2 separate regions of the Homo sapiens genome follow, and region 2 is linked to region 1. Evidence: read pairs that join two places in POLR2A ChIA-PET (ENCODE). Cell type or tissue: endothelial cell of umbilical vein. All regions are shown on one strand.

Region 1 (5,000 bases):
AGAAAATCCCTGATCTCCCAAAATTTGGTCAAGATCTAAAGTTTATTTTGCTGTGCAACTACCCACCCCCTGCCCCCGCCTGCCTTTTTTTGGCATTTTACTTGCTTCCAACAAAGAAGGCAAAATTTTCTGCTTCCATGACGATGGAAGGTAAGTAAATCCTTTATGTAGTTTGAACTCGCACCCAGCAGGGAAGATGAGTTCAAGTGTTTTTCTTGCTTCTAGGATGGTAGAAGGCAGTCTTTAGCCTGAGACCCATCGCTAGGTAAGTTGCTGAATTGGGATTTTGTCTTGACTGGTTTAACAATAAGCTGGTCTTAATTTCTCCTTACCATTAGAGTGCTCAGTGATGTGATCATATTGTTGGGTTTCGTTGTTGTTGTTACAGTCTTTCTCTCATCAGATTTGACCAACTCTACCTCAGTTGGTCTAATCTGAGTGAGAATTCCAAGATATGGGTAATAAAGCCTCTCTAATTTGGCTAAAATTCCTCACAGCTGCAAAAGAGGAAAAACAAAAACCAAAAAATCATGCACTTGGTTTCTATGTTTGCTTCCCATCTTTAAAACAAACAAACAACAAACAATGTTCTTTCATTTACTTTTCTTCCACCCTATACCTCCTTCCCCTTTGCCATCTGCGGTACCAAAAAATCTAAAGAAGGCTTTTAATGACTTGAATCCCTGTAAAGAATTCAGAACAAAGGCACCACTGACACTTTTTGTGGTGTTCTGTTTTCTTTGTAAAGTTTCAAGAGTCATGAGCAGATTGTTCTTAGGTCTCAAGCTCTGTTTTTCAAGGTCTGTTTTACATGACCTGATCTCTTTGGTTTTGGGGGTACCAGAGATTACTTTGTACTGTGAGAGGATTTGACTGTGGCATGTGTAATGGCAGATGAGAGCTACAAAGTTAGGGGTGGCTGAGCACAGTTTACAGGAAGTGGTCTTGGCTGTGTTTTTTGTTTTTTTCTCCTAGGAAGTTGTTGTTTAAGGATCCTGATTCTAGTTCAGAGCTGCTTTCTAAAGGGTCTTCTCTATTCCTTTTTCTCCTCAAGTTGATCTCAATTCAGCTTGTCTGTGTGCATTTGCATGAGGAAATGAACGGTTGTTTTCACAGGTTAACAGGAGACTGAGTTTTCTCAGTTCCAAAGAAAAAGGGCTTTTGCTCCTCCCAGCAGAATGGCACCCCTGGGTGACCAGGGGCCTTGTGAGAGTGTCTTGTGGGTTGACCCCTGTGATGTGCAGCGGCCCTACTGGAAAATCCCAAACAAAAATTAATTTTTAAACAGGCTCATCCAGGAAATGCACATAAGGGCTGATCACCAGGTGTTTTAAGCCCTCTCGGAGATCTTAGACCTCTGGAGAGAGAAACTAAAACATGAAAGACGATGGAAACGACTCAATGGTGGCACACTGTGTTGTCATGCCCACAAGCAGCACACATCGATCCACTACACAAAAACCCTAGGCCACAGCTCAGTTCCTCCTTTTAAGAAAAAAAGTGGGAAACAAATACTCTAAGAATGAGGAGAAAGCAAGGAGAATGACCCCCTTTTGAGCATTCTGTAGGTTTCATGGCTTCTATACTTGCCAGAGTTTATGTAAAATGGAAGTAGTATGGTCTTTGTGCACATTTACATTAAGGGAAAAGAGCCCTAAGGTCAACCTGCAAACTCTAGAGTTCCTAAGTTCTCTTTTCTATTTTCTTTTCTGCCTGCTTTGAATCTGCTGTTATTTGTCTATTAAAATAAAAACCACTGTTTGGATCCAACAGGTTTTTTGCAAGCCAGTGAATTTGTATTTATCTCATATCTAAAGCTTTGAAGTAAAAGCTATATGGGGTGTGTGTGTGTGTGTGTGTGTGTGTGTGTGTGTGTGTATTTAAAAGGCCTTTGGGCTGGCAGCAGTGGCTCACACCTAGAATCCCAGCACTTTGGGAGGCCAAAGCGGGTGGATGACCTGAGGTCAGGAGTTCGAGACCAGCCTGGCCGACATGGTGAAACCCCATCTCTACTAAAAATCCAAAAAATTAGCCGGGCATGGTGGCGCATGCCTGTAATCCCAGCTACTTGAGAGGCTGAGGCAGAATAGCTTGAACCAGGGAGGCAGAGGTTACAGTGAGCTGAGATCACACCATTGCACTCCAACCTGGGCAACGAGAGTGAAATTTCGTCTCAAAAAAAAATTAAATTAAAAAATAAAAAATAATAAAAAGCCTTTATAATTTATATAGTTTTATGTTTAATTAGCAATTACATTCATTTTAATTTTTCTCTAGCATGTCAGACTTTTTCTCTCTGTACCTTATCATGTAAATTTTGCTGTTTGATTTTCACCTAAGTTGTTTCCTTCAATATGCAAATTTAAAGCTATTTAGCTAACAACTGCCTAGGGTAGTGAGACAGGTTATCAAGAATTTGAAAGTATAAGAGAAAAAAAGCTGTTCATGAATCTGTAAGATGTACTTCTATCAGCATCCCTAATATGTCTATGTATTTATGTGTTATGTACACAATGTTTCACTACTGAAAATGTCTAAAAGAGCTCTAATTAATTAACTGAAGAAAATAAAAATATGTGAATCAAATATTTTAATCAGGAAAAAAGACTAGTTAAATGCTTTTTCAAGTTTACATAACTTAAGTAAAATCTTTAATAAATAAGCTAGTTTTAAAATTATTGGTAATGTTAGAAATGTCATAAAAATTGCCAACATAAATTTTTGTTTGCATTTATTAATCAAGAAATTTCATAATTATCCTAACCAAATACTATAAAGTTTCAAAATTTTGCATAGGGGTTACAAAACTATAAACCCAGCCCAAGATAGAATAAACTTTGCTTATGTAATTTTTAATAAACAAGACATTGATATTGGTTTAATGGAAATAGCTACATCTTAAATTTAGTAAGATTACTATAATTTCTAATCTTGTGGCTTTAGGCAGTCTAGTCCACAGGCAGTAAAGTTTGTTTTGGGAAAGGACTGTTATCTTTGTTTCAAAGCTAAACTATAAACTAAGTTCCTCCCAAAGTTAGTTTGGCCTACGCTCAGGAATGAACAAGGACAGCCTGGAGGTTAGAAGCAAGATGGAGTCAGTTAGGTCAGATCTTTTTCACTGTCCCAGTTATAATTTTGCAATGGCAGTTTCATAACTTTAAATCATGACTATCATAGTTTTCATAACTAAAATAGGTAAATGATTAAAATAAAATAATTAGGTAAATGTAATGGGATAAATGTAGAAAAACTCATAATTTAGAATATAAAATTATATTAAATTAAATAATAGATATTTTGTTATTTGGGTATTTTCTAACAAAAATATATTGTAGGAAAACATTCTAATAATAAAGTGTGTCCTTTTTAAAAAAGTGAACAATTTTTGTCTAATTGAAAGCTTATTTAAAGGTTTTGTACAAAATAAGGTAAAAGGGCTGGGCGTGGTTGCTCATTCCTGTAATCCCAGTACTTTGGGAAGCCAAGGCAGGCAGATCACATGGTCAGGAATTCAAGACCAGCCTGGCCAACATGGTGAAACCCTGTCTCTACTAAAAATACAAAAATTACCTGGGTGTGGTGGCGCACACCTGTAATCCCAGCTACTTGGGAAGCTGAGGCAGGAAAATTGCTTGAACTCGAGAGGCAGAGGTTGCAGTGAGCCGAGATCAAGCCATTGCACTCCAGTCTAGGTGAAAAGAGTAAAACTCCATCTCAAAAAAAAAAAAAAAAACCAAAAAAAAAAAACAAGGTAAAAGGAACCAGGAAATAAGAGAGATGTAAAGGAAGTTATAAAAATAAAGAGGTTTTGTTTTTGGTAAGAAAGCTTAAAGAGAAATAATTTTATATAAGAAACAATCTTGTATGGTAAATTTAGTTCTAGACTAAAATGACTGGTTTTAAAAAAAAAAAAAAAGGGATGGTCACGTCAAACCAGAAAGTCCAAGCATGTCATGAATGGTCTGTGTAAGTCACAAGAATAGGATTTATAAGAAAAAAACTGAAAACTTTTATATGATCAAGTTATCTAAAATTAATGAGAAATTATAATGGTCTCTCCAGGGATTGGGCTTGATGTAAAAAAAGAAAACACTTATACACTAAATAATTAGAACAATAATATTAATTTTCTTAAGGGATTGATTTACTCAATAAATTACAGGAGATTATAGTTTTCTTAACAGAAAGTTCAACTTTTATTGCATCTTGTTTTTGGTTTTCTCTCCCCTTTTAAAGGACGTGAAATAGGAACACTCTTCTTCAATTCATTTTCAGCTCATATAAGTTTTGTTTCCCCTTGAGTTCTGTTTGTTGTAGCCTGATGCTAAAATGTTTTCTTAAAGGTCTAAAGGAAATGTTTTCTTTTTCTTTTCTTTCATTTTTTTTTGAGACAGAGTCTTGCTCTGTCACCCAGGCTAGAGTGCAGTGACGTGATCTCAGCTTGCTGCAATCTTCACCTCCCAGGTTCAAGTAATTCTCCTTCCTCAGCCTCCCGAGAATGACTTACGATGATCTGTGATATCAAATGTTTTTAAACCTTCGATATTTGACAAACTTTCTAAAATCAAATTATAAATTAAGTCTTTTTTTGATCTAATTAATCCTTTAAGATATTGGTTTCCCTAAAGTCCAAAAATGACATAATTTGGCTTATTTGGTATAAAAATTACACAGGAAGCATTGTCAAATATGAAATGGTGTGTGGTTACTCCCATACCATTACTATCTGCCTAAGTGATTTCTTCTTAATTCCTGAATCAATAGCATTTCTGATGTTAGAATTATAAGGCTTTTGTTTAAGGATTAATTTACATCCCCATTGCTCTTATAGATAGGATCTCTGATGTTAGAATAATAAGAAATTTGTTTAAGAATTGCTTAATATGGTTTTCAGAGCCTGAATTTCAGTGGAATAGCTGATGCCAACCGGTTTGAAGATGCTGGGCAACATGATGAAACCCCTTCTTTACAAAAATACAAATAATAATAATAAGATTAAA
Region 2 (5,000 bases), 55 kb after region 1:
AAATTAGCTGGGTGTGTAGCATGTGCCTGTAGTCCCAGCTACTCGGGAAGCTAAGGTGGGAGGATTGCTTGAGCCCAGGAGGCAGAGGTTGCAGTGAGCCGAGATCACACCACTATACTCCAGCCTGGGCGACAGAGCAAGAGCCAGTCTCAAAAAAAAAGATTAGTCAATCAGCACAATATAGACTATACCTAGATTCAACAGTTGTTAATATTTTACTGTATTTTCCTTCTCTTTCCCCCCACCATTTCCTCTGTCTCTCTATAAACCTGTGTTGCTCTTGAACCATTTGAAAGCAAATTGCAGACCTCAAAGACACTTCACCCCTAAATATTTCAACAAAAATATTTTTCAGTTACACAGGACTTCTAGATCATCATGTTTTCGGTTTAAAAATAAAAAACTATCATAAACCACTTACAGATGAAATAATCTAAACTTTGAGGATTAGCAGAAGGGTGAGCTTGAATGGTCGGGGGAGGCTTCCTCTCAGTCAGATCCAGAGGAGTTGGCAAGGAGCAGTATGTGCATTAATGCACAAAATGCTTGTGGAACAAATTGCTTGTGGAATTGAGACCTTTCAGTCTTTTTCCTCTGGGAAATAACATAATGTGAGTGAAAAGGGTAGAATTTTCAGGACAAGAATAAAAGCATTTTTTTTTTAGGGTACAATAAGAGAAAATCCAGCAAACCCGTTCTCCTAAAGATGGTTTGAGAGCCTAGAATGGTGTTGTCATAAAAGCCAATCAGTGGAATTTTAAAGGGAGGGAGGTGGTCAGTTTCAAAAGTCCATCTAGATCTCTTTGTTTTGTTGTCTCTGGAGTTGTTAGGAAAATCCAAATCTCAGAAGATTTATTTTAAAATAAAATGCTAACTGAATTCTTCTACAGAGTGGGGATCTTCCCAAGTTAGCGATTGTGTTCATTGTATTACAGAACATTAGTAATCCTTTATTGTTATTAAATAATGACTGCAAAGAAATTAAATAAATAAACACTAAAGTCTTTGCTTATATTTCTAATCATTAGGTTTCATAATAGCTCTCTCTTTTACCAGGAATTTTTATGTGGTGGGAAGGGCCTGGATCAGCTAATTCAGAGACTGCTTCAATCAGCAGATGAAGAAGCCATTGCTGAACTTTTGGATGAACACCTTAAATCAGCAAAATAAATACTAACTTATTATTATTTATGATTATATAAATGAAATGGACCTATATCAAGAGGCAGACTGAAGCTTGGAAATCATTATGAATATTTGTAAATTACAGCTTTAAGAACACATTACACATAAATATATGTTTTGTAATTAATCGAAGTCACATTTCCTGACCTAAGAATTTATTTTAGGTTTCCTGTAAAGTACAATCCAACTCATCAAGTAGAAAATAAGCATGCATCATTGAAAAGAGAAAGTATTGAGAATTGATTGTGTCATTTAGGACAAGTCACTTGTTCTCTTTATATGCCTTTTTTCCCCAGCCATCTATGAATTAATTTAAATATATTTTTAATCTACTACTTCAGGAAAATATGGTAAAATTTAGTAAAATATGAATTTTAGACTTCCTTATAAACCTTTTATTTAAATACAAAGTACCTTGGCCTATAGTGGATGCTTATGCCTGTAATCCCAGTGCTTTGAAGGGCCAAAGGGGGAAGATCTCTTGAGGTAAGAATTTGAGACCAGCCTGGGCAAAATAGACCCCATGTCTACAAAAAAACTCAAAACATAAAGAAAAACCATAATACTGTTAATCATGTTAAAGTTAAGACTTAGACTGCAACTTTTAAATAAAAATTATGAAGAATATGAGTCATTCAATAACAATGAGCATCTGGGTACAGACAGTAAAGCCCTTTGATTGCTGTATGAATTCCACACTATATAAACAATAAGCTGATATTTTAAATAGACTCTTTGTTTGACTTCTATTTCTTTTTTTTTTTTTTTTTTTTTTACTCCTGGCAAGCTGGAGTAAAAAAGTTATTGTTTGCTGGCTTAACTTAATGAGCATCAATAGATGTGTAATATGAGTAATACACTGAGATCAGTTTTGTGCAGCATTATATAAAACCCAGTCCTTACCTTAAAGAGCTTGCAGTTGACTGAAGGATTTAAACATGTAAATCACCAAGTAATACAGAGTGGCATGATGTATTTAGTAATTGTTCCGAAGACGTTTCAAGTTAAAAAGAGAGGAATGGCTGGGCACAATGGCTCATGCCTGTAATCCCAGCACTTTGGGAGGCCGAGGCGGGCAGATCACTGAGGTCAGGAGTTCAAGACCAGCCTGGTCAACATGGTGAAGCCCCATCTCTACGAAAATACAAAAACTAGCCGGGCATGATGGTGGATGCCTGCAATCCCAGCTACTCAGGAGGCTGAAGCAGGAGAATCGCTTGAACCCAGGAGGCGGAGGTTACAGTGAGCTGAAATCGCGCCACTGCCCTCCAGCCTGGGTGACAGACCAAGACTCCATCTCAAAAAATTAAAAAAAAAAAAAAAAAAAGAAAGGATTATTATTTTAGTTACTCCTCAGAGAAGAGTTTATGTGCCAAGAAAGACTAGTTAAGAGTTTTAAGGCCAATGGAATTGTTTGTATGTAAACATTAAAGAGGAATGTTTTCCCTAATTTTTATTTTGAAAATATTCAAGCATAATGAAAAAGTCTAAAATAAATTATTTATTTATTTATTTTTGAGATAGAGTCTCGCTCTGTCACCCAGGCTGGAGGGCAGTGGCGTGATCTCGGCTCACTGCAACCTCTGCCTCCTGGGTTTAAGAAATTCTCTGCCTCAGCCTCCCAAATAGCTGGGATTACAGGTGTGTGCCACCACGCCCAGTTAATTTTCTTGTATTTTTAGTAGAGATGAGGTTTCACCATCTTGGCCAGGCTGGTCTTGAACTCTTGACCTCATGATCCACCCACCTCAGCCTCCCAAAGTGCTGGGATTACAGGTGTGAGCCACTGCGCCCAGCCAAATTATTTTTTTAGAGACAAGGTGTCACTCTTGCCCAGGCTGGAGTGCAGTGGCATGATCATAGCTCACTGTAACCTTGAACTCCTGAGCTCAAGCAATCCTCCCACCTTAGCCTCCCAAGTAGCTGGGACTACAGGCATGCATCACCATACCCAGATAATTTTTTTATTGTTGTAGAGATGGGGTCTTGCTATGTTACGCAGGCTGGTCTTGAACTCCTGGCCTTAAGTGATCATCCTGCCTCAGCCTTTCAAAGTGCTGGGATTACACATGTGAGCCTTTGTGCCCAGCCACAATAATTTTTAAGAAATAGTTCAATCAGGAGAGGTCTGAGCAAGATGGCTGAATGTAGAAACCTTTACCAATTGTCCCCCAATGCAGCAACACTGATTTAACAACTATTTACACATACAAAAAGCACCTTCATGAGAACCAAAAATCAGGTTAGCAATCACAGTACCTGATTTTAACTTCATATCACTGCAAGAAGGTAGGAAAGATAGTTTTGAATTGGTAACGCTGCTCCTTCCCCGTTCCCCTAGCAGCAGCAGGTGCTGTGCCCTTGAGAGAGGGAAAGCACAGCAATTTTGGGACCCTGTGTTGAACTCAGTGCTGCCTGGTCACAGCAGAAAGCAAAACTGAGTTAAACTCAGCAGATGCCCATCCACAGAGGGAGCATCTAGACCAGCCCTAGCCAGAGGGGAATTGCCCATCCCAGCGGTCAGAACCTGAGTTTCAGCAAGCCTCAACACTGTGGGCTAAAGTGTTCTAAGGTCCTAAATAAACTTGAAAGGCAGTCTAGGCCACAAGGACTGTAGTTGCTAGGTAAATCCTTGTTCTGTGCTGAGTGCAGAGCCAGTGGACATGGGACACCAGTTGGGTGGCTAAGGAAGGGCTTGTGCCACCCCTCCCCCAACCCCAGGCAGTGCAGCTCACAGCAATAAAAGTGACTCCCTTCTGCTTGAGGAGAGGAGAGGGAAGAGTAAGGACTTTGTCTTGCATCTTGGATACCAGCTCAACCACAATAGGACAGGGCACCTGACAGAATTGTGAGGCCCCCATCCTAGGCCCTAGCTCCCAGACAACATTTCTAGACACACCCTGGGCCAGAAGGGAACCCTCTGCCTTGAAGGGAAGTACTCAGTCTTGCAGGTTTCATCACCTGCTGACTAAAGAGCCCATGGGCCCTGAGTAACCAACAGCGATGCACAGGCAGTATGCTGTGGACCTTGAGTGAGACTCGGACATGCCAGCCTCAGGTATCAGCTTGGCCATGGTGTAGAGCACCAACGGGCTCTTGGGGTCCCCAGGTCCAGGCTCTTGGATAGCATTTCTGGACCTGCACTGTGCCAGAGGGGATTTCACTACCCTGAGGGGTGAGTTCCAGGCCTGGCAACATTTGTCACAGCTGACTGAAGAGCCCTTGGGCCTTAAGTGAACACTAGTGGTGGTCTGACAGAATTCGCCATGGGTCAGTGGTGGCAGAGGCCATAGGGAGAGGCCCCTCTGCTTGTGGAAAGGGGAGGGAAGAGTGTGAAGGATTTTGTCTTGTGGTTTGGGTGCCAGCCTAGTCACAGTAGAATAAGACACAAGGTAGACTTCTTGTAAGGTTTTTACTGCAATCCCTGGCTCCCAGACAGCATCTCTGGACCTGCCTGGGGCCTGGGAGAACTCACCATCCTGAAGAGACGGACACAAGCTTGGCTGGCTTCACCACCTGCTTATTGTAGAGCCTTACGGCCTGTGCAAACATAGGCAGTAGCCAGGTGGTGGTTACAATGGGCTTTGGGCAAGACCCAGTACTATGCTGGTTTCAGGTCTGCCTCAGGGCAATTACACTGGTGGTGGCCACATGGGTGTTTGCATCACCTCACCCCCAGTTCCAGGCGGCTCAGCACAGAGAGACTCTGTTTGGGAGAAAATAAGGAAGAAAACAAGAGTTTCTGCCTGGTAATCCAGAGAATTCTTCATAATCTTATCCAAGACCACCAAGGTGGGACTTCTATGAGTCTGCAA

Evidence for each region. Peaks named below come from ENCODE experiments on the same cell type or tissue, not always from the same donor. Only the 100,000 strongest peaks of a DNase experiment are listed, where the experiment ranks them.
Region 2: POLR2A ChIA-PET joins it to region 1 with 7 read pairs; 2 of 35 experiments call an interaction of 5 or more read pairs at or near these places.

Annotation. Positions count from the first base shown.
Region 1 is chr13:41,267,933-41,272,932 of GRCh38, reverse strand. It overlaps a transcript of MTRF1 not described here. Among named protein-coding and RNA genes, the nearest start is that of MTRF1, 6.9 kb to the right of the region's middle. In endothelial cell of umbilical vein, no CTCF peak of the experiment used is centred here; no DNase peak of the experiment used is centred here.
Region 2 is chr13:41,213,285-41,218,284 of GRCh38, reverse strand. It overlaps MTRF1 (mitochondrial translation release factor 1), which reads left to right. Exons shown (of 10, transcript NM_004294.4): 10 at 1,057-1,916. The coding sequence ends at 1,170. The region is part of intron 3 of KBTBD6-DT (KBTBD6 divergent transcript); the gene reads right to left. Among named protein-coding and RNA genes, the nearest start is that of KBTBD7, 21 kb to the right of the region's middle. In endothelial cell of umbilical vein, no CTCF peak of the experiment used is centred here; a DNase peak (open chromatin) is centred at 1,884; H3K27ac peaks cover 209 bases.